2 separate regions of the Mus musculus genome follow, and region 1 is linked to region 2. The links are chromatin loops, found by intact Hi-C in ENCODE. Cell type or tissue: left cerebral cortex. All regions are shown on one strand. Links, peaks and the distances in the headings refer to the core of each region. The heading gives the core; the rest is flanking DNA. Region 1 has its middle 57 kb from the start of Gm39638. Region 2 has its middle 86 kb from the start of Slc39a10.

Evidence for each region. Hi-C counts contacts between places; a loop is a spot of excess contacts. Peaks named below come from ENCODE experiments on the same cell type or tissue, not always from the same donor. Only the 100,000 strongest peaks of a DNase experiment are listed, where the experiment ranks them.
Region 1: it touches region 2 in a loop (14-fold over the local background); 2 of 42 quality-filtered maps call a loop at or near these places.

The regions. Positions count from the first base shown.
Region 1 is chr1:47,188,675-47,200,340 of GRCm38, forward strand. No RefSeq gene overlaps it. Among named protein-coding and RNA genes, the nearest start is that of Gm39638, 57 kb to the right of the region's middle. In left cerebral cortex, for the core only: no CTCF peak of the experiment used is centred there; DNase peaks (open chromatin) are centred at 4,553 and 7,554; H3K27ac peaks cover 1,854 bases.
Region 2 is chr1:46,933,290-46,944,955 of GRCm38, forward strand. No RefSeq gene overlaps it. Among named protein-coding and RNA genes, the nearest start is that of Slc39a10, 86 kb to the left of the region's middle. In left cerebral cortex, for the core only: a CTCF peak has its summit at 6,216 (motif pointing left); a DNase peak (open chromatin) is centred at 4,590; H3K27ac peaks cover 5,017 bases.

The DNA of each region.
Region 1 (11,666 bases), core at 1,495-9,494, 260 kb after region 2:
TCATTTATAGGCAACACATGTGTACTTTATTCTCTCAAGAAAGGTAACTAGCAGAAGATCTCATGATTGTCTTCTTTTCACAAATTGTAGGGACCTCAAAGTCAGCTCAAGACACCTCAATATCAAGTTTTCAGCACAAAGATTTGTCGGGCATGGTGGTGCATGCCTTTAATCCCAGTACTTGGGAGGCAGAGGCAGATGGATCTCTGAGTTCGAGGCCAGCCTGGTCTACAGAGTGAGTTCCAGGTCAGCCAAGGCTACACAGAGAAACCCTGTCTCAAAAAAACAAAACAAAACAAAACAAAACAAAACAAAACAAAACAAAACGAAGCTTTATCTGCCCCAGAAGAACAGAGACAAGAATAAGGGACAAAGACAGGAGCTAGAGGAAGAGAACAAAGGAGACAAGGGACAAGGGAGAGGAGGGAAGTACATTTGTGTGTGTGGGGTGGAGGGAGGATGATGACAAAGGACTGTCTCTGGATGGGGAGGACAAACAGTCCCATGTGCAAGTGTTTTTTTATGATGGTAAAGTGGAAGTCCTTAGGATGAGGTGATTAATTTTGATTGGGCATGTTAATTACAACTAACGGGCACTTTTGATAGCTGTACTTCAATATTTCAAGAGCTGGACCATTGTAGTCAGCCTCAGAAGGAGGAATTAGTTAAAGAAGAGAATGGACTTTGGGAGTGAGCTTCAGGAGTGTATTCTAATGGGTTTTAGCAAGGTGGATGGAGTGGGAGAGAAGGGCAAGGCCTGCCAGAGCTATGTTCACCATGCTCTGTCTGGCTATAGTCTCCCTTTCTCTCTCATTCTCTCTCTCTCTCTCTCTCTGTCAATTAAGTTATTTACTTTACACTCCAATTAAAGCTTCCTTGCCCTCCTCTCTTTTCACTCCATCCCTCTTACCTTCTTTCCTCACCTCCACCTCCTCCCTTTCTTCTCAGAAAAGGGAAGGCTTACACTGGATATCAACCAGCTTTGGAATATCAAGTAAAACTAGGTACATCCTCTTCTACTGAGGATAGAGAAGGCAGCTAGGTTACGGGAAAGGAATCCAAAGGCAGGCAATATAGTCAAACATTCCAGACTTCTGCTTTAGGAATCACACATGAAGACTCAGCTGCACATGTGTTACATAAGGCAATTCCCATTAAAATTCCAATGTGATTTTTTTTACAGACTTTGAAAAAAAATACTTAATATGGAGAACCAAAAAAACACAAATTAGTTAAAACAATCATGTACAATAAGAGAACTTCCGAAGTCATCACTGCCTCTTATTTCAAGCTCTACTACACATAGAGCAATAGTAATAAAATCTGCATTATACTATCATAAAAACAGATAGGGTAATCAATGGAATCACATTGAAGAACCAGAAGTAAATCCACATAGTTATGGACACTTGATTTTTGACAAAGAAGCCAAAAGTATACAGTGGGAAAAAGAAAACATCTTCAACAAATTGTGATGGTCTAACTGGGTGTCAGCATGTAAAAGAATACAAATATATCGATATCTATCCCTGCACAAAACTTAAATTCAAGTGGATCACCCATAAGCCAATTTAAACAGGAGGTATAGATTTAAACCGAGAATTCTTAATAGGTGAATTTCTAATGACCGAGAAGCACTTAAGGAAATATTCAATATCCTTAGTCATCAGCTGAGATGATGATCTCACATTGGTCAGAATGACTAAACAAAAACTTGAGTGACAGCTTATGCTGGTGAAAATGTGGAGCAAGGGGAATATGCCTTCATTGCTGGTGGGAGTATAGACTTGTGCAACTACTATAAAGTCTCTTCACTAAGGAAATTTTCTTTCCTTCCCAACTCAATAAAAATATCTTCATTGGTTTCATGTCTCTTCTCTGTTAATAGATTAATAACAACAGAGAAAATAGGATTACCATATTAATTTTCAAATAGTGAGAATCTTGACTGGCACCTTCTGGCCAGTCTTCCATGTTACTCAACCTCATGGGGTTTCTGTTGACATCAATGTGAAATAGAACACTGTTTTATAATTTTTTGTGAAGACTAAGTTAATGTCTATAAAGTGGTCAATTAGAGCAGAATAGTTGTTGTAAATTCAACAAACAGCCCTCCATTCTATGTTAATAACATTTATTTTGGCTACTTTTATAGACCTGAAGCATGTGCTTCACCTTGTAAGATGATGAATGCAGGGGGACCAGTTGAGAAAATAGCAAACCCAACAGAAAGAAAAAACAAGATTTTTAATAATGCATGTGCTTCCAATGTCTAGAATTCTCTGCCAGATACTGTAGTCTGCTGACTAGCTGCTTAGGAAGTCTGAAAATTGGTCTGTCAACCTGTGATGGACAACTGTATAATGTACTTCCTGGGCAAACTCAATTAGAGATACAGCTTTGGGTGGGAAGAGGCCAGAGGAAGTGATTAGTGCTCATAAAGGCATTATCACTCCAATAATTGTGTAATGAAGAGCCAGCGAGTGCTTGCATAACTGTGGAACAAGCAGAAAGTGCTTATTAAACAATTTCTTTGGTGTTAATCAAAGACTGCTTTTCTCACAGTAGATCATTAGTTGTGATTTTATTTATTCCAAGTATCAATATTATCTTAGATTTCTCTACTGTAACTCTAAAGACTTTAAACGATGATTTTTTTTTTGGTTGTTCTTTAATAGTTTTGTTTTTACAATTATCTAAGCAGATCATTTTAACCTTGGGAGATCACAAAAATGTTAACTCAGAAAAAGTTAATCTGTGTACAGAAGAAAGCCTCTCAAAGCCAGAGCTAAGACTCATTATTGCTGCATGTGATTGTTTGGGTAGTCAGTGCTGGGCAACAGCACTCACCTCTAGGCTGGGCTGCTCATTGTGCCCCTTACCTAGACACAGGACCTCTTAAAAGTTTTTCGACGATGGAACCTAGATTATATTTCTCAACACTCTCCCTTAGTGTTATGGGGTTTGAACTTGATACTGGGAATTTAAAATGTCCTTGAGATAGAATTTTGGATCTGCTAAGTCATATATAAATGAAAAAATCATGTTAAAGCTCACTCTCGACTGACAGCTGTGTAGGAAGGAGTGTCCCATAACAGGATTTAATTAAACTCTATAAGAAATTTGCTTAAGCACTTTGCCAGAAATGTTAATTTTTTCCCCAAAGGAAAAAAATTGGCTTTTATATTGCGCTTAAGTCAGTTTATTTTTCCTGCAGAGGGTCTTGCAGTGGAGAAGAATTTAAGAAACCTGATTCTTGCCCTGTTTCATCTGACTCACTGGATGAGTTGTCAAAGACTTCTTATTCACACTTGCCTTGGACTTACACAGTAAAAGTAGACACAGACTAGATAAGTTTTAAGCTATTTTATATCTCCAAAATTCTGTAATCCTATACATTAAAACTAGTGACCACTGTTACTAAATTAACAGTAAACAATAGAAAAATTAAAATTATAAATTTAATAAAAAACAGTCTATTAATATTTGAAACCTGAATAAGCTGCTCCACATTGAGGTGGATAGTGAAATGGCTCAGTATTTAAACAAACTACACTTGTATATCAGTGTAAGTTACAAGTATGCCACCTATGAAGGTTAATTGCCAACTAGACAGGATATAGGATCACTAACAAGAAAAGCCTTTGGCATGTCTGTGAGGGCATGCATTATTTTTATTTTCTCTACTGTGTTAATTCTCAGAAGTTCAAAGGATATTGATTTAAAAACAGACAGGCCATCACAGACAAAGCTTAGAGAGGAGCTTTAGTTCTTTATTGTTATTTTCATTCTCCACATTCTAACAGATAAAGAAGTCTGAGCACAAGGCCCCTGCTTTTCCCACATTTCCCTGAAACCATGGAGAGACATATGTATCCTTTTTGCATTCTGATATATTTAGTAAAGTGCTGAGTTTAAAACATAAAGACAGGTAAGGTAAGCCATGTTAAATATCTGAAACAATGGGAAGGTGATTTTAAGTTCAGCATACATTAATGGATCAAGGGAAGCCGAGAAGAGTTCATGGAGTTGGACTACGAAGTTTCAGTTCTCATGCTGAGTGTTTGGATAAGGGTAATTGAGGTGGGACGGCTCACCCTTAGTGTGGTGTGGTGGCATGACTGTCCAAAGGATGCCCTGGACTGAATAAAAGGAGAAAGCAATCTGAACTCTACCATTCATAAATCTGGGCTTCCTGATTGTGGATTCAATGTGAGCAGAGGTCTCAAGTGACGGTGCAATGACTTCCCTTTAAACTGTGAGCCAAATGTCTTTCCCACATGTTGTCTTTTATCAGGATATTTTATCACAGCAAGAAGGAAACTAAGACATCATCGTATCCACAGTCATACACAAGCACATTCACTGACTGCAACTTTGTAACTCTTTAAATGAGAGAAGACTAACAATGGATTTTCTTTCCCCAATACAGTTAAAGAGAAACTAAAAATACTGTCTGATCATTACTCCTCTATAGCACAGAGCATCTGTTTCCACTAACCACCCACTCTGGTGTTCTTTTCTAGGTCTTCATCCAAACACCAGCTTGCTGTTTACGCCTCTGCAGCAGTCGGGACCTTTCCCCACTGAGACTGACTCACCAAGCCCTGCCAGTGTTAATTTTGTTAAATTCAGATTCAGGAGAAGTTGGAATCTTTATTTCAAGGCAGAGATGCAAAGAGTCAATCAGAATCGTGTTCTTTTTCATCCAGAAATTTTTTTTTTATTGCAGAGAGGGAGTATGCAATGTTCTTTGAAGATGTTTGTCTTCTGCCTACAGTTGTCTCCATACAGTTTATTATGTCATGTTATAAGAAGAGTAATTCCTTGTACATTTCTGACGTTCTGGGCATTTGGGTGCTAATATGGATTTTTATCCTGCAATGGAAGAAAACCCAAAGAACCAAACAGTTAGTGCTTGCTGACAGTTCTGTTGATAAGTCTGCTTCAGTGGAAATAATCAAGGAAAACATTGGTATTATTAGGACCTTAGTCCTGGGCTTCTTTCACCAAGGTTACCCAAGTTCTCCCAGTTGAAGGGAAGGAAGAAGCCTTTCCTAGTAACAAGAATTGTGTTGCTGAGAATCTGATACCATGTACAATGCCATTCTAATGACCTAGCCCTACCTGGTACCTGCATTATGGGAGGGAAATCTGATCTTGAGGTTGGCCATGATAGAAGCTTTCCTTATTAAACTAGGGTAATTCAAGTCTATGGAAAATCTTAACCTACCTAAGCGTATATCTGTGTCCAGATTCACATTCTTGTGCTTCTGGTTTAGTGAGGCCTACAAGCAGGTCTTCTTTACTGTGGCTCCCCAGTGTCCCTAGTAGTGACTTTCAGGCAACCATTGTTGGCTGGAGGGATGAAGCAGGGCTCTGAATTCCTCCCATCTTCTCTATCCATATCATCCTGCCTTCTTTCAAAAAGGATTCAATCTTACACGCGTTCTCGCGACCGGCCAGGAAGAACGCAACAAGCCGGAATCTTCTGCGGCAAAGCTTTATTGCTTACATCTTCAGGAGCCAGAGAGCAAGAGAGCAAGAGAGCTCTATTGCTTACATCTTTAGGAGCCAGAGCGCTAGAGCGCAAGAGAGCAAGAGAGAGAATGGCGAAACCCCATCCCTTTTAAGGAGAATTATCCTCCGCCTAGGACGTGTCACTCCCTGATTGGCTGCAGCCCATCGGCCGAGTTGTCGTCACGGGGAAGGCAGAGCACATGGAGTGGAGAATTACCCTTGGCACATGCACAGATTATTTGTTTACCACTTAGAACACAGGATGTCAGCGCCATCTTGCAACGGCGAATGTGAGGGCGGCTCCCCACAATTCAACAACAAAGAAATTGTGTGCCTGCTTAGACTGACTTCTAGCCCAGAATGTCATATGAGGATTTTTAAATGCTACATTCTTGTAGGGAACTCCCAGTCTTGTGTGCTTATAAACCCATCAGTCAGTAAATCTGCAGCACAACAGGTGATCAGGACTAAGGTCCATGCCTGAGGCCTGCTGCTGTCAGATGTCTATTTCCCTTGGAATGTGCAAATGCTAAGGCAGATGTGCAATTATGCCATGCAGTATTTTGGGCCTGTCCCTTGTGAATAAAGTTGCTTTCATCACTTCAGAATGGATCTTTTGTTAATCTCTTTGGCCAGCCAGTTCCTCTCAAGACAGATGTTGGTATACTCCATGTATGTCTCTGCACATATTTATGTATCTATGTGCACATTATTTTGTAAATAAATGAAAAATATGTGGACCTATGTGGGCACATTTAATTTATTTAATCTTGGAATAAAATTAGGTAAATTAATTTAGATTAAACTGAGGTACATAAATCGGTATGAAAACAAAAGAAAAAGTTGTTCTAATTTTGATTTTTAAAAATCTAGTGTGAAGATTTGCCTTTTTGCTTATGACTGTAATTGATGTTTTCACTGTTGTTGTTTTTTTTCCTTTTTATTATTATTATTTTTTTGAGAGCTTCCTTTTCTCCAAGCGTTTACTGTGAACACATCCCTGCAACTTCCTGACAGTCATGCTATGAGAAGTTAGAGTTATTTAAGGAAGGACATGTATAATGTTGTGTAAAGTTGGGTTTAGGTCTAATCGTATGATCTGATTTTGAGTTTAGCTTAGTGAAGATTCCCTTTTAAAGCATGATCTTATTAATTAGCAATCAGGAGGCCTGGGCTTTATTATAAATGTTTGAGAAGCCACATTGCGTGGCCCATACCTAAGGCAATACCTTCAGTTCAACCCCCGGGAAGCTTAGGCAGGAGGATGCTAAGGTTTATACCAGCTTTAGCTACACTGCTAAACCTTGCTTCAACCCAGCAAAACATAAGTGTGCTTGTTGCTTTTTCATCCTTTCTAAAATCGCTTACTATTTCGATATCATCTTCACTCTTTTCATATTTTATCATATATAAACATCAATAATGTATACACTTAAAATTTATTTGATTTATATACTGGGAATCCAAGTAAGTTTTCATTTTTATTTTTGAAATGCATATATTTAATTTTTAAATGGTTTTATTACACCTTATCATCGAGGGTGTGTATGCACGTGTGTGTGTGTGTGTGTGTGTATGTGTGTGTGTGAGAGAGAGAGAGAGAGAGAGAGAGAGAGAGAGAGAGAGAGAGGAAAATGTGGGCACTGATTTTCTCCTTCTACCATGTAGACTCTAAGGATGGAACTCAGTTCATCAGAGTTGGTGTCAGGTGCCTTACCTGCTGAGACATCACACCAGCCCTCTATGCATAGTTTTAAATGTAGTAATTTTCAATCAAAAGTGTTTCACAGTATTACAGTGAAATTCTATGCCATAATTGACTCATTATTTGTTCTATGGATAGATGTTTGAAGTTTCTCTGTGGATTTACAGCTACAAAGCACCAACACTTGTGAGTCTATTGAAGTTGTACATCCTTCAGAGCTTATCAAGTGAATGTCACTATTTCACTATGATGGCCTTTCCTGCCTAATTCCTGCACAGCTTTCTTCCTTCCTCTCTTCCTTGGTTCTTGTTCTTTCCCCTGGGTTACTTCATACTGAAGAGTTCTCTTGCTTTCTAATTTTGTGTACAGTCCTTTTATAGAAGGAGTTGTGAGACATCAAAGATGTCTCCAAGAGCCTGCTTATAGTAACAGGAATTTTGGTTTCTTTAAAAAACACAGAAATATTATAAAAGTATGTTTTCGTTTTAATCCCAGGTTTATTTCCAAGATATGGGGCTGCTTTGGACTGTCCACAGAAGGTGAAAATGATTTGCCACTTGCTCTACTAGAGGCATGGTTTTGCCAGCTGCAGATAGTTTCTGTAATTGACATTTGACATTTGGAATTGACATTTGACATTCTGGGAATTTTCAAAGGGTATATAAATGCAAGAGCCCTGAGAAGATGGGTTGGTGGCTGTTGGTCATTCATTGGGATTGGACGGGGTTTGTTTGTAGTCGTGCTCAAAGATGAAACAAAAGGAAAGAATTTAGATTCTGGGATCTCTGTATCCCTTCCATTCTTCTGTCTCTCTTATTGGTGACAGGAGATTAAACCGGGGTATATATATATATATATATGATGTACAGATCTATTTATAGTTCTCCCTTTTACTGAAAATAGTCTGTCTGTATCTAAGTTGCCTGTGAGTGTGTGTGTGTGCATGAAAACATGTATGTATGTCTGAGGTGTGTAACTGAGTTAGGAATGAAGCCCTACTTCTAACTTCTGTGCTGTCATACAGATCAAGGAAAGGGTGCACAGCAATAGAAAAACTCCCTAGGCAGCCACACCGACAGCTCATGCAAGGTGTTTCTAGCTTTCAGCTTTCCTTTCATCCCCAGCCTTGAGGGTCTGACTGTCTCCTTGTGAGAATGTCTGTTCATTTCAAGTGTGTTTGTGACACCTCACCAGCCTTTCTTACTGCTGTGCTGACTGTTTTTCTGGTAGTTACGTATGCTCATCTTCAGTTTTATGAGATTTTAACAAAATAGTTCTGCATAAAGTGCTGTAAGAAGCACTCCCACTAGTAGAGCTTGTTATTCAGTTTATCAGTACTTGGTAATGAAAACACGGTATAAAAATAACCAGATGGTCAGATAGAAACAAATTTCACCAAGTAAGTAAGTAAGTAAAGAGTGTTTGTTAACTTGCATTTTCCACATTACAAGTGACATGTACCTCTACATATCCACATATAATAAATATATATTTTGGTCTTCTGTTTAGGGAAGTATTTTTACATATTTTCTACTCTTCCTGTTCCTTTCACATTAAGGTTCTGTTTGATTGTCTTCTCATTATGCCATTTTGCCTTGTACATTATCTATAGCTAAATATAGGCATTAGTAGTACATTAACAGTACAAACGTAGGTCCCCAAAAAGGTTTTATCTGTGGAAAGTTTGAAAATAGCAAACACCGGCTTGAGTTAGTCCACTCTGAAAGACAACGTGGATATTAAAGGTTGTAAAGTTGTTGGTTCTTATTAGTTGTGACAAAATATCTAATTAAATCCCACTGGTAATTCCATGGTGGATGGCCTTTGCTACTGCACTGGAAGTAGAAGGAAGACAAATCCAGGAGGCTGGCATTTGCTGGCTGTTTCTAACTGTAAAGTACCACAAGAAAGGGGCCAACAAAGACTGAGCCTGTGCAAGCTCATTCACAGAAGTAATATAAAGGGCATCAGCCAGGCCAAGGATGCTGTCTGTGTTCCTAAGCCTTATTATAGCTCCCTCGGGAGTTCTGCATCAGAAAGCCAGGTGACTAGAAAAGGGAAGTTATCAATTTTGCACTCCCACTTAAGCTTCCTATTTCCTATGGGTTTAGGTCCCAAATGTAACCCCCCATTCCAGTCCCTCCTTCATTGAGTCTCTACCCCTTCCCCTTCTCCTCTGAGAGGGTGGGACCCCCCACCCCCCACATCGTACTTCCCTTCCTGACACATCAAATCTCTGCCAGATTAGGCTCATCCTCTCGCACTGATGCCAGAGACGGCAGCCATGAAGACTGGGCTGCCTGTCTGCTATGTATGTGCCTGGTGGGTAGTGGCGTCATTCCAGCCTGTATATATTCTTTGGTTGGTGGCTCAGATTTTGAGAGCTCCCAGGGGTCCATGTTTGTTGACTCTATTGGTTTTCCTGTGAAGTTCCCATCTACTTGTGGGACTTCAATCTTTCCCCTAATTCTTCCATAGGTATCCCCAATCTACACCTAATGTTTGGTTGTGTGTATCTGTTTCTGTTTACATCTAATGCTAGGTATAGCCACTCAGAGAACATTTATGCTAGGCTCCTGTCTACAAGCATAGCAGAGTATCATTAATAATGTCAGGGATTGCTATTTATCCATTGGACTGCTTTCAAGTTGAGCCAGCTATTGGGTGAACTTTCCTTCAGACTCTGCTCCATCCCTGCTTTCTTTTAGACAGGCCAAATTTTGGGTCTAAAGTTTAGTGGGTGGGTTGATGTCCCTGTCCTTCCACTGGGTGGGGGGTCCTGTCTGGCTACAGGAGGTGGCCCCTACATATCCCACTGTTTCTTGTATGCAGCAAAATGATGGCTCTTGTTTATATATCCAGTCTGCTAGCCTGTGTCTTTTTATTAGTGAATTGAGCCTGTTGATGTTGAGAGATATTAATGACCAATAATTGTTAGTTCCTGTTGTTTTAATGTTGGAGTTGTTACTGAGTATGTGTGATTCTCTTCTTTTGGTTTTGCTGTGAGTTGATTATTTCTTGTGTTTTCCTGGGTGTAGTTACTCTCTTTGTATTGGAGTTTTATTTCTATTATGCTCTGTAGGGGTGGATTAGATGAAAGATATTGTTTAATTTGGTTTTGTCATGAAATATCTTTGTTTCTATATCTATGGTGATTGAGAGGTTTGCTGGGTATAGTAGTATGAGGGCGCCATCTGTGGTCTCATAGGGTCTGCAAGGGGGAGGATCTTCTGGCTTTTAGTGTCTCTGTTAAGAATTCATGTGTAATTCTGATAGGTCTGCCTTTGTATGTTACTTGCCTTTTCCCTTACAGCTTTTAATATTCTTTCTTCGTTCTGTATATTTAATGTTTTGATTATTATATGGCAGAAGGATTTTTTTTCTTCTTGTAAAATCTATTTAGATTTGTTTAAGCTTGTGGTATGTTTATAACTATCCTTCCTTTACATTAGAGAAGTTTACTTTTACTTTGTTGAAGATGTTTTCTGGCCTTTTGAGCTGAGAATCTTCATCCTCTTCTAGTCCTATTATTTTTAGGTTTGTTCTTTTCCATGTGTCTTAAATTTCCTAGATGTTTTGAGTTAGGAACTTTTTATACTTGGCATTTTCTTTGACCAATGTATCAACTTCTTCTATGGTATTTTCTATGCTTGAGATTCTCTCTTCCATCTCTTCTATTCTGTTGATGATGTTGGTGTCTGTAATTTGTGTTCTCTTTCCTAGGTTTTCAATCATCAGGGCTGCCTCTATTTGTGTTTCTTTATTGTTTCTTTTTCTATTTTAAGGTCTTGGGCCATTTTATTCAGTTCCTTTACCTTTGATTGTACTTTCCTGTATTTCTTTGAGGAACTTATTCATTTCTTCTTTAAGAGTTTGTACTTGTTTGATTGTGTTTTCCTGTATTTCATTAAGGGATTTTTTTTTATAACCTCTTGTGATGGTTTGCATATGCTTGACCCATGGAGTAGTATTATTAGGAGGTATGGCCTTGTTGGAGTAGATGTGTCACTGTGGGTGTGGGTTTAAGATCCTCATCCTAGGTGCCTGGAAGTCAATCTTCCATTAGCAAGCTTCAGATGAAGATATGGAACTCTCAGCCCTGTCTGCTCCATAGAGATGCTGCCATGCTCCCACCTTGATGATAAAGGACTGAACCTCTGAACCTGTAAGGCAGCCCCAATTCAATGTTGTCCTTTATAAGACTTGCCATGGTCAATGATGTCTTTTCACAGCAGTAAAACACCAACTAAGACAGAAATTGGTACCAGGGGCTGGGGTATTGTGGTAGGCCTGACCACACTCTTGTTTGGAAGAATGTAAATTTGGGGACTTTGGATTTGGAAAATGGTGGATGCTTTAAATGGGACTCAATGGGACATTCTAGTAGGAATATGTAAGACTTGGTTGCTGAGAGTAATTTGAACTATGCAGACCTCGCCCA
Region 2 (11,666 bases), core at 1,108-9,107:
CAATGAGAAGCCTTGCGATACAGGAACATGATGTATATAGCCAAAAATCACTGCTTTTAGTATGGAAGAAATTTCGTTGTTACAGAAAACAAATCAGTTTTTGTAGCTAAAGCTTATGACTGCTTGCACATTATTTTCCTGATTTCCTTCTATTCTTGTATTTGAAATGGAAAATAAAGTCTACCCTAGTATATTTTCTAGAAAGTCTATGTATTGTTATTTGATCTCTGCTACTTATTCATAAGTCACTCTTGCCTGAAGTGACAATGGAATTTTGTAATTTTTCTCTATTCCTCATACTGACTACCCCCATTGAAGCCACAGCCCTCTGCTTTAAATTATAACAAGAGGAAGCAATGGTGCCTGCTGTTAAGGCCTCTGAGCTACAGGAAGAGAATCCTTGGGTCCTGTCTGTGTGAGATTCATCCCACACTCTGTGTATCCATGCAATCTCAGCTTTTATGAGAGAAGGATAGAAATGAGATGTGGTTGGGACCCACTGTATATCTGTAGCTAGCCACACAATAAGTCTGAAGAAAAGTCCACAGAGCTGTTCTTGTGTCTCTCTTTGCTACCTGGACCTTTCTATAGATAGCCTTCCTTATGTTGGGTCAGAATTCCAAGCACCTGCACTGGAGTTCACAGTGGTGGTGCCACATGGGCTTTGGTACTTGGCAGTGTTGTCAGACATCAGACATCACTTGGCAACAGAACCAAGGAGGTCCATCCGAATTGCCTCCATGTTTACACTAGTCCCTATGAATTCCAGCATAGCTTTTATTTTACTCCCCCTCCATTCCAGTGTGATTAAGCCTTGAGGATGCCTCATAAAATTTCATAGTTTATTTGTCTCTTTTAAACCACCTCTGAATCTTAAGATTAATAAACTTTAATCTACAGTGTGGTTTTCTCCTTATCTGTGGCCTAACTTCGATTCTTCTTGTAATTGTTTAATGGAAGAAGGTAAAATCCTTTGAGACTAAGAGTTTACAACCTCTCTCGTCTCATTCTGGAGACCTCTGCCCCATTTTGCTTGTTAGAGTTTTATAAAAGTATCAAGACTTCTCTTAATGAAGACAACTTAGAGACCCTCTGTCGTGAACTTTGCTCAACTCAAATCAGAGAGCTGGCAAACAAAACCCCATTAATTCATGTAAACCCTTAAGGAGCATCCTTAACACTCTGGCTCTGACTCTATATTACTCTGAAATACAGCTGAAAACGCCTTCCTTAAAGGGATGTTTTATGATTAAGGAGACAATGTTCTTAATGTGTTTTGTTAATTAATAGTAACATCCAGATGCAGGAACTATAGATATCCCAAGGAAAAAATGAAATACAAGAGGGTTGTAAAATTTCTGTTATCAGCAAACTCAAAGGAAAATTGCATATGGTAGATATTCTTAAACAAATATGTTAAATATATACATATATATTAAACTAGCTCTCGTGATATGACAAGTGCCTTTGAGAATTGTCATCCAGTGAATATCCTGGTATACTGATAAGTAAAGGAGAATTCTACAGAAGGATGGTGAATATTGTCAAACATTCTCTGAGCAAGGAGTAATTATCCTTTAAAAAAAAACTTTTTATTGACTTTTTTTGTGAACTTCACAGCATGCTCCCCAAACAACAAATGTGGATAAATAAAAAAGAAAAAGAAAAAAGAAATCATCTCTCTGTGGAAGGTATAGTGTGTCATGGTGTGTCCCACAATTCCTTTTGCCCAAACAGCTTCTCCTGCAAATGTTCATTGTAGCAAGTCATTGGTCTGGTTTAAGGCCTCTGACTTCTGCTGCATTATCAATACTGGATCCTTATCAGAACTCCTTTCAGATATCCTATAGCTTCCCTGCATCATAGAGGTACCTCAGCTTTGGTTCTGCAGGACTGGTCCTTACACATGCTCCACCAGTTCATAGACGGGGTAGATGTTAGGGTCCTGGATCTGTGTCTGGATCATAACTGAGTTGGTCGGCCCACCTCCCTTCCTGCACCCACACAACCAGGGTGTACTCTCCTGCTTTGCCCTGGGTGGGCCAGTTCTCCATCTCTCATGTCCTCTGACACCTGCACCCCTGCCAACGGGACTAGCTTTACTTGCTGCCTGGATAAGGTGTGAGACCCATTTTTTTGGGTGCTGTAGCCAGTGAGGGGCAGGGCCAGCTCTGCATAGCCCTTGGACATCACACGGCTCCTGGTGGCAGCTCATAACAGCAGTGGGCCATGGATATTGACCCAGACACGGTCCTCATCTTCAGTAGGGACTAGGACCTCATCCCAACCTCAGGTGGCAGTGCAGACTACTCATATCCAGCTGTTCCTCACTACTTTCTTATTTCTGGTTCTGTTTCTCATCGTGGTACATACAGTGTTTTGCTTCTTCTTCTTCTTCTTTTTTTTTTTCCTCCCATCTTTCCACCACTTACTTGCTCATCTTAGTGGCACCAGGGCCTCTAGGTGTTTTTTTGCTCTATCATACCATGTGGTGGCACGTGGTGGTCCTCTTGAAATTACATCTTAATTTCAACAAGCATAGGGGAAAAAAAAAGAGAGCGGGGTTGTTGACTTGACATCCCTCAGAGAAAGAGAGCATGGGAAGGCTCATGGAACCTCATCTTACCTCAGGCTTTGTAATTTTGCCCTAGTTGTGAGTGTGTTTCCAGAGGTGCTACAGCACTTAGGAAGATGAACTGAAAGGGACCCGATCTATGCATCTATGCATTGTCCATGCCTAGAGAAGATTGCCTGGGGTTCTCCTGGGGTCACCCATGCTCCGTTAATTCATCCTCTGTATCACAATAAACTTGTTGGCTCTCCAGGGTGAACTTGGTGAAATTATACTTTGGTTTGTGTGTGTCCTCAGGACATGAGGAGGAGGTAAATGTTTCTGTCTCCCAGGGAAGGAATTCTCAGAGCAGGTTCGTGCGTGTGTGTTTGAAACAAGCACCTTTACTCAAGCACAGGTAGAAAGAGGTGTTGATAGAAGAAACTTTGCTAGTGCAGCTTTTAGCTCTGGCATGTGGGGGCGATGATACCTGACAGTGTGTTTGAGGGCACTTTGGCAGTGTGTATCAAGATGGCAAATCTGAGCACACTTTGACCCAGCAACTTAATAACGAGTACTTTATATGTGCACATCCATTGCAGCAATGTTAGCAAGTGTTAGAACCACCTGAGTGTTTGTCAATATGAGACTAGCTTCCTAACTTGTACATTCAGCTGTATATTTTGTAATTAAGGAAGACTGAGGCAGATTTGCATCTGCAGTTTTGAAAAGATCTTAAAGACATGTCTTTCAACAAGATAAAAAGCAGTATGCCTGGCATGATTGCAAGTAAAACAAAGAAAGTGTGCAAAATCTGGACTGTAATACACAAAATAGTTTTGTATTTTATATGTACCAAACAGTTAGTAACTGGTTAATTTGTTGGAAGAGAGAGTGGAGAGAGTGTTCGAACAGCAACAACAACAATCTATTTTTATTTAATACTTAAAAAACTCCACAAGTATATATAAACTTTTTTTTTTTTCGAGACAGGGTTTCTCTGTGTAGCCCTGGCTGTCCAGGAACTCACTCTGTAGACCAGGCTGGCCTCGAACTCAGAAATCCGCCTGCCTCTGCCTCTCAAGTGCTGGGATTAAAGGCGTGCGCCATCACAGCCCGGCCAAAATTTTTTTTTTTTTTTTTTTTTTTGAGAGAGAAAACAGCGAAATATTTAGCAGCTAGGTTTTCAGGCAGATATCATACTCTGGGAACACAGGACACTCAGAATCTCATTGTTACCCTAAAGTAGTTGCATAAGACCCACCTGCAGTGGATCTATAGCACCCTTGAGACCAAAACTTCTATCTTCTAATCCAGGACTAGAAGCTAGAAGATGGAGATGAGATAGTGTTTATTGGGCCATGGATGTAATTCAGTAGTACAGTAACTCCTTAGTATCTGTGAGTGGTTTGGTCTAGTATGCTGTTGTCAGTGTGGGGGGAAAACATTTATTTTTTAATCTTACACACTGAACTTTTTAACCAGTTAATTGATTTTAGAGATGGGGATTGAATTGAGGCCTTACACATGGCCTGCTTCCCTCAACCCTCAAATGTGTCTTTATTTTAAAATATTTATCTGCCTCAAATTAACATGAATAGACTTATGACTATGTAAATATTAATCATAAAACTTTATTTCTATCATAAATTTATTAAAGACTATTTCTCTCATGAAATACCTATTTCAATAATATTTAAGCTTGAGCATGAACATTTAAAATATTACTCTGCTAACTTTTGAAAAGTGAACAGGTATTATTTTCTTTGATAAACTTTTTTTGTTTGACAATTAACATCCAAAGTATAGTTGTGGGAAAAAAAACTTACATACTAAAGAGTATATTTGGGATAGCAATTACTTATCTAGTATGCACTAGGTCTTAGGTTTGTGAGAAAGAATAAGTTATGCAAGCTTGAAATTACAGAGAAGTCCTGTACTTCAGTTTGTTCCAGTAAATACATCCTACACAAGCTATTTCAGGCTTCTCATTTTAAAGGAATTTAAAAGTAGCTGCTAAAAGGACTCATGGTCACGATGAACGCATGCTGTGCAGAAATGCACTTATGAATCATAGAAAGGAAGTCATGTTCAACAACAGTAAGTAGGTTTTTAACACTAACTTCATCTTCATTTGGATTCTTGTACATCCCAAGCATCAGAAGGAAAAATTAAGTCACAGATCATTTCTCAGTTGAAGTTAGCTAAGTTGAAAACACGTTTTTTGATAAGAGATAAACTTAATACTTTTTGAGTGTTGTTTTAAAACTCCCAAGATAGTTTTGGGATGAATGAGATTTAACAGAGGAAGCAAAATATTGCTTATCTTTACTTTGACCCACCTGAACTGGCTGAAACTGCATAGTCTTAAAGATGTGTAGACCATTCTATTAATTTACTTTAAAAGACTATGTGGGTAATTGCCCCCATGACCAGAAATTTGTGTGTGTGTGTGTCTGTCTGTCTGTGTATCTCTGTGTGTCTGTTTGTGTGTCTACATGTATGTTTGTCTATCTGTGTGTGTTTGTCTGTGTGTGTCTGTCTCTCTGTCTGTGTATCTCTGTTTGTCTCTGCGTGTGTGTATCTGTGTGTGTCTACATGCATGCATGCATGCATGTGTGTGTGTGTGTGTGTGTATGTGCTGAGGGTTAAATTCCAGCTTTCAGATATGTGAAAGCACTCTATCACCAAGCCACTTTCCTACTCCTTGTGCTTTAAATGACATCCCTCACCCCTGACATCACTTCTTGATGAAGAACAAAATAACATAATTTTATACCTGGAGTTTTCCACCTATGGGAATCATTAGTTTTGTGTAACTAATTAAAATACCTGTGGAAGTTAATTTACACAGAGAAAAGTTTACTCTAGTCTGCAACTTTTGATATTCTAGCTCATGATTGGCCCTTTTGCTTTGAGGCAGTGGTGAGGAAGTACTTTTCATGGTGAGAGTGCTTAGTGAAAACAACCATTGATGTAATGGTTGGGATGGGAAAGAAATGAGGAATAACCAAGGTACCATGGTTATTTTAGGGGTACATACCTAATGACTTAAGGATCTCCCCCTGGTTCAACATCTTACACTAGCACTATCCCTGGGAATAAGACTATTAAATGTCTGTTGTGCAGAGGGACCGTTTATGACGTGAATCATCTATGAGAGCTTGGACCAATATTACCAACTGTTCCATGTAATTCTTGGACCTAACTGGGTGCTGGATCCAGCAACCTGTCTATTTTTCCTCCTTCTCCCTCTTGTTTTTTCTTCCTCCTCTTTTCCCCCTTCACTTCTTTCTCTTCCTCCCTCCTCTTCTTCTTCCTACTCTTCTTCCTGTTCTTTTTCTTCTTCTTCTCTTTTGTAAAGAAGAATTGTCATTCTTTGCAGCTGACATAGTTACATATACAAAGTCAGATAGAATCCACACAAAGGTTTTAAAAATTAGTGGATTTAAGGATATTACAAGATCGACACATGAAAATAAACACTGCCTCTGTAACTAAGAATGGACACAAAATGAAAATTAAAAACAAAGGTCAAGGACTGGAGAGATGGCTCAGAGGTTAAGAGCACTGTTTGCTCTTCCAGAGGTTTTGAGTTCAAATCCCAGCAACCACATGGTGGCTCACAACCATCTATAACAAGATCTAGTGCCCTCTTCTGGCCTGCAGACAAACATGCAGGCAGAATGCTGTATGGATAATAAACAAACCTTAAAAAAAAAGAAAAAAGAAAAAACCCAAAGGTCAAAACATTAATATTTTAGGGGTTAGCGGGTTACTGAGTAATTAAACATATGCTTGCTGCTGATTCTGACTACCTGAGTCTGATCCCCTATACCCACAAAGTGGTGAAGCATACCAACTCCCACAATTGTCCTCAGACTTCCACATGTGGACTTGGAATGTGCATGCCTCTCCCATAAATAAATAAATAAATAAATAAATAAATAAATAAATAAAATGCATATAAAACATACAGATGTACATTGTAAGCTATAATATTTTCCCCAAAATAATGAAAGCAGAGTCAGTGCAGGTCAGTGGTGCTGTGATGTCAGTTTGCCCATATTGCTATGAAAATGTAAAACAATCTTCAGCAAATATTTATTTATTTTGTGTGCCTGGGTGGTTTGCCTGCATGTGCATTTACTATGCATGTAGAGCTTGAAGAGGCCAGAAGATGGCATCTGTTATCCCCTGGCACTTGAGTTTCATATGGTTTTTAGAGACTGTGTAGGTGTTGGGAATTGACCATGCAAGAGCAACACGTGCTCTTAACTGCTGAGCCATCTCTCCTAACCCAATGCCACACCATTTTTTGAAGAAATATTTAAGCTAGTAGTTTGTATTTTATCAGTCTCTAACATATGAGAACTACTTCTGAATGGAACTATTTTTAGTGTGGGAGGAAGTACTACAAGATATCTTGTCTGATGCTTTCTGGATACCACTTTACTTTGAAGTGTGAACTCATAGCAGCTATGGTTACCTGCATGATCTGCACAAGATTGAGTCAGATAAAATTCCAGCATGAATGGGAGAGGAGCTGCCACAAACTTCAATCCCCAGTCAAGGAGCTATTGTAGTTGATGCCTTCTGGGGGGAAGGAGAGTAATTTTTCCTTGGGGATGTGATACCTAGTAGATTGCCCACACTCCAGTGGATGGCCCTGTGCCCTTGTGCATAGTGGGTTATTTAAAGAAAGAAGAGAACATGAAATTAGATAGAGATGGGTGTCGTCTGTGTCCTGAACTACTAGCCACCTGACCCTACCTGCCCGTGGGGGCTGGGGGTGAGATGATGCAGAGTCAATGGCACAGACTTTGGGAGCAAGTGAGAAACACCACAGCAAGCTCCCTGTACACTGCTGCAAGCTCCTTTAATACCTTCCACCTGCGCCCTCACTGGTCCCAAGAAAGCATCTCTTCTAAACAGCAGTTCCTGATTGGCTGGCATTGTCTGCACCAGCAATCCTCTCAGGCAGTCCTCAATTAGATCCTCCTGCAAGAGATGCATTTGAAGCTGTGTGGACCCCTGCATTTACATAGAGAAGGTCCTGCCTTTTTCTGCTACAGATGGGTTAAGGGGTAACTGAGAAATTGTCAGGGAGTTTTAGGAGTTGGACATTATCAAAATACATTGTATAGGTATTGCATTCTGAAAGAATTAAATATAATAAAATACACTTTTTGGCTTATTTTCATTATCATATTAAAATTTCATACCCGGGGAAATTTGTGCAGACACCAGCAACTTGACAAAATCAGAAGAAATGCTCAATTATCAGGTTATACCCCCATGCCAAGGAAACATCTATGCTTCCAGAAAGCTGGTGAGGAGGTTGTCTATCTGCCTTCTGCTTTGCTTGCCTCACTTCACTGCCTGAGAACACCCCACAGACCTGAGTACCAGGCTGGAAAATTGTTCACCCATCTTTTTTTTTTTTCCTTTGGATTTCTCTGAAGATTCAGCCTTTGCCTGAACATGCCATCCTGATATTCCAATAGTCCTTGCTGCTTCCTAGTCTATCACACTGTCAGTGCCTTCCTATATATTTTCATTTCTTTCATTATTTCTGCCACTCACATGTCATTTTTTATTAGCGTTCTTTCCTTGGTTGTGGAGGAATTTAATCCAGCAGCATGGCTGTTTTGACAAGGGATCACCTTCTAGGTTTGTGTGATCCAGCTGGAATGACACACTTGGAATCTCTCTGGCTGGAATTCAGACACACTTTTAGTACACACATATAATCCCAAGCAATATAGGCAAGGTTAGTTTGTAGAAGAAAGCAGTCATGTTTGGAAGTGATATCTAACTGACAGGCAGACAAAATGATGAATCAGAGAAAGATTTGACTGAATAAGAGATAGAATATGCCCAACTCAAGTGATAACAGCACAGGAAAGAGAGGTGACTTAAGAGATCAGTGGAGGACAGCATCTGGGGGAGCCATCTTGGTTCTCGGATTCTGCCGAGACTATTCTGCGAAGGTGAGAGTGTGGACTACAGAAGCTAACAGCTTCTGGGACAGGTCAAAGCCACAGAGCTTCTGAGGCAGACCCCATTTTGGGTTCCAGACATCTGGGCACCTTCCCTTTTAGAGGAGAGGTGTATGCCCCACCCAGGAGGGCTTTGCCACAGCATCTGGGGAAGCCATCTTGGTTCTGGGATCCCACCGAGATTAGTCTACACAGGTGAGAGTGGGGACTACAGAAGCTACACAGATTCTGGGACAAGCCCTGTTTCGGGCCTTCATCTTCTACCAGGAGGCAGGTCCAAACACCAGTATCTATCCACCTTCTCTTCAAGAGGAGAGCTTGCCTGCAAAGAGTGCTCTAACCACTGAAACTCAGGAGAGAGCTAGTCTCCCAGGTCTGCTGATAGAGGCTAACAGAATCATGAGAGGAACAAGCTCTAACCAGAGACAACTATAACAACTAACTCCAGAGATTACCAGATGGCAAAAGGCAAACGTAAGAATCTTACTAACAGAAACCAAGACCACTCACCACCATCAGAACCCAGCACTCCCACCTCAGCCAGTCCTGGGCACCCCAACACACCTGAAAAGCTGGATTTAAAAGCATATCTCATGATGATGGTGAAGGACATCAAGAAGGATTTTAATAACTCACTTAAAGAAATACAGGAGAACACTGCTAAAGAGTTACAAGTCCTTAAAGAAAAACAGGAAAACACAGGCAAACAGGTAGAAGTCCTTAAAGAAAAACAGGAAAACACAACCAAACAGGTGATGGAATTGAACAAAACCATACTAGACCTAAAAAGGGAAGTAGACACAATAAAGAAAACCCAAAGTGAGGCAATGCTGCAGATAGAAACCCTAGGAAAGAAATCTGGAACCATAGATGCAAGCATCAGCAACAGAATACACGAGATGGAAGAGAGAATCTCAGGTCCAGAAGATTCCATAGAGAACATGGGCACAACAATCAAAGAAAGTGCAAAATGCAAAAAGATCCTAACTCAAAACATCCAGGAAATACAGAACACAATGAGAAGACCAAACCTACGGATAATAGGAGTAGATGAGAATGAAGATTTTCAACTCAAAGGGCTAGCAAATATCTTCAACAAAATTATACCAGAAAACTTCCCAAACCTAAAGAAAGAGATGCCCATGAACATACAAGAAGCCTACAGAACTCCAAATAGACTGGACCAGAAAAGAAATTCCTCCCGACACATAATAATCAGAACAACAAATGCAGTAAATAAAGAAAGAATATTAAAAGCAGTAAGGGAAAAAGGTCAAGTAACATATAAAGGCAGGCCTATCAGAATTACACCAGATTTTTCACTAGAGACTATGAAAGGCAGAAGAGCCTGGACAGATGTTATACAGACACTAAGAGAACACAAATGCCAGCCCAGGCTACTATACCCAGCCAAACTTTCAATTACAATAGATGGAAAAACCAAAGTATTCCACGACAAAACCAAATTCACATATTATCTTTCCATAAGTCAAGCCCTTCAAAGGATAATAACAGAAAAAAAATACAAGGACAGAAACCACATCATAGAAAAACCAAGAAAGTAATCCTTCAGCAAACCTAAAAGAAGACAGCCACAAGAACAGAATGCCAACTCTAACAACAAAAATAATAGGAAGCAACAATTACTTTTCCTTAATATCTCTTAATATCAATGGACTCAATTCCCCAATAAAAAGACATAGACTAATAGACTGGCTACACAAACAGGACACAACATTTTGCTGCTTACAGGAAACCCATCTCAGGAAAAAAGACTGACACTACCTCAGAGTGAAAGGCTGGAAAACAATTTTCCAAGCAAATGGTCGGAAGAAACAAGCTGGAGTAGCCATTCTAATATCGAATAAAATCGACTTCCAACCCAAAGTTATCAAAAAAGACAAGGAGGAGAACTTCATACTCATCAAAGGTAAAATCTTCCAAGAGGAACTCTCAATGCTGAATATCAATGCTCCAAATGCAAGGGCAGTCACATTCATTAAAGAAACTTTAGTAAAGCTCAAAGCACACATTGCACCTCACACAATAATACTGGGAGACTTCACCACCACACTATCATCAATGGACAGATCATGGAAACATAAACTAAACTGGGACATAGTGAAACTAACAGAAGTTATGAAACAAATGTTTTTAACAGATATCTACAGAACATTTTATCCTAAAACAAAAGGATATACCTTCTTCTCAGCACCTCATGGTACCTTCTCCAAAATGGACCACATAATTCGTCAAAAAACAGGCCTCAACAGATACAAAAATATTGAAATTGTCCCATGCATCCTATCAGATCACCATGGACTAAGGCTGATCTTCAATAACAACATAAATAATAGAAAGCCAACATTCACGTGGAAACTGAACAACACTCTTCTCAATGATACCTTTGTCAAGGAAGGAATAAAGAAAGAAATTAAAGACTTTTTAGAGTTTAATGAAAATGAAGCCACAACATATCCAAACTTATGGGACACAATGAAAGCATTTCTAAGAGAAAAACTCATAGTCCTGAATGCCTCCAAAAAGAAACTAGAGAGAGCACACACTAGCAGCTTGACAACACACCCAAAAGCTCAAGAACAAAAGGAATCAAATTCACCCAAGAGGAGTAGACAGCAGGAAATAAACTCAGGGGTGAAAGAAACCAAGGGGAAACATGAAGAACTATTCAAAATAATCAACCAAACGAAGTGCTGGTTCTTTGAGAAAATCAACAAGATAGATAAACCCTTCGCCAGACTCACTAGAAGGCACAGGGACAGCATCCTAATTAACAAAATCAGAAATGAAAAGGGAGACATAACAACAGATCCTGAAGAAATCCAAAACACCATCAGATCCTTCTACAAAAGGCTATACTCAGCAAAACGGAAAAACCTGGATGAATTGAACAAATTTCTAGACAGATCCCAGGTAGCAAAGTTAAATCAGGACCAGGTTAATGATCTAAACAGTCCTATATCCCCTAAAGAAATAGAAGCAGTCATTAATAGTCTCCCAACCTGCCATGGCATTCCAGTCGAGTCAGTTTGTCAGGCAGGGGTGCCTAAAAGGTGCTCATGAAGCAAAAAGAGTTTCACAGAAACTCGCTC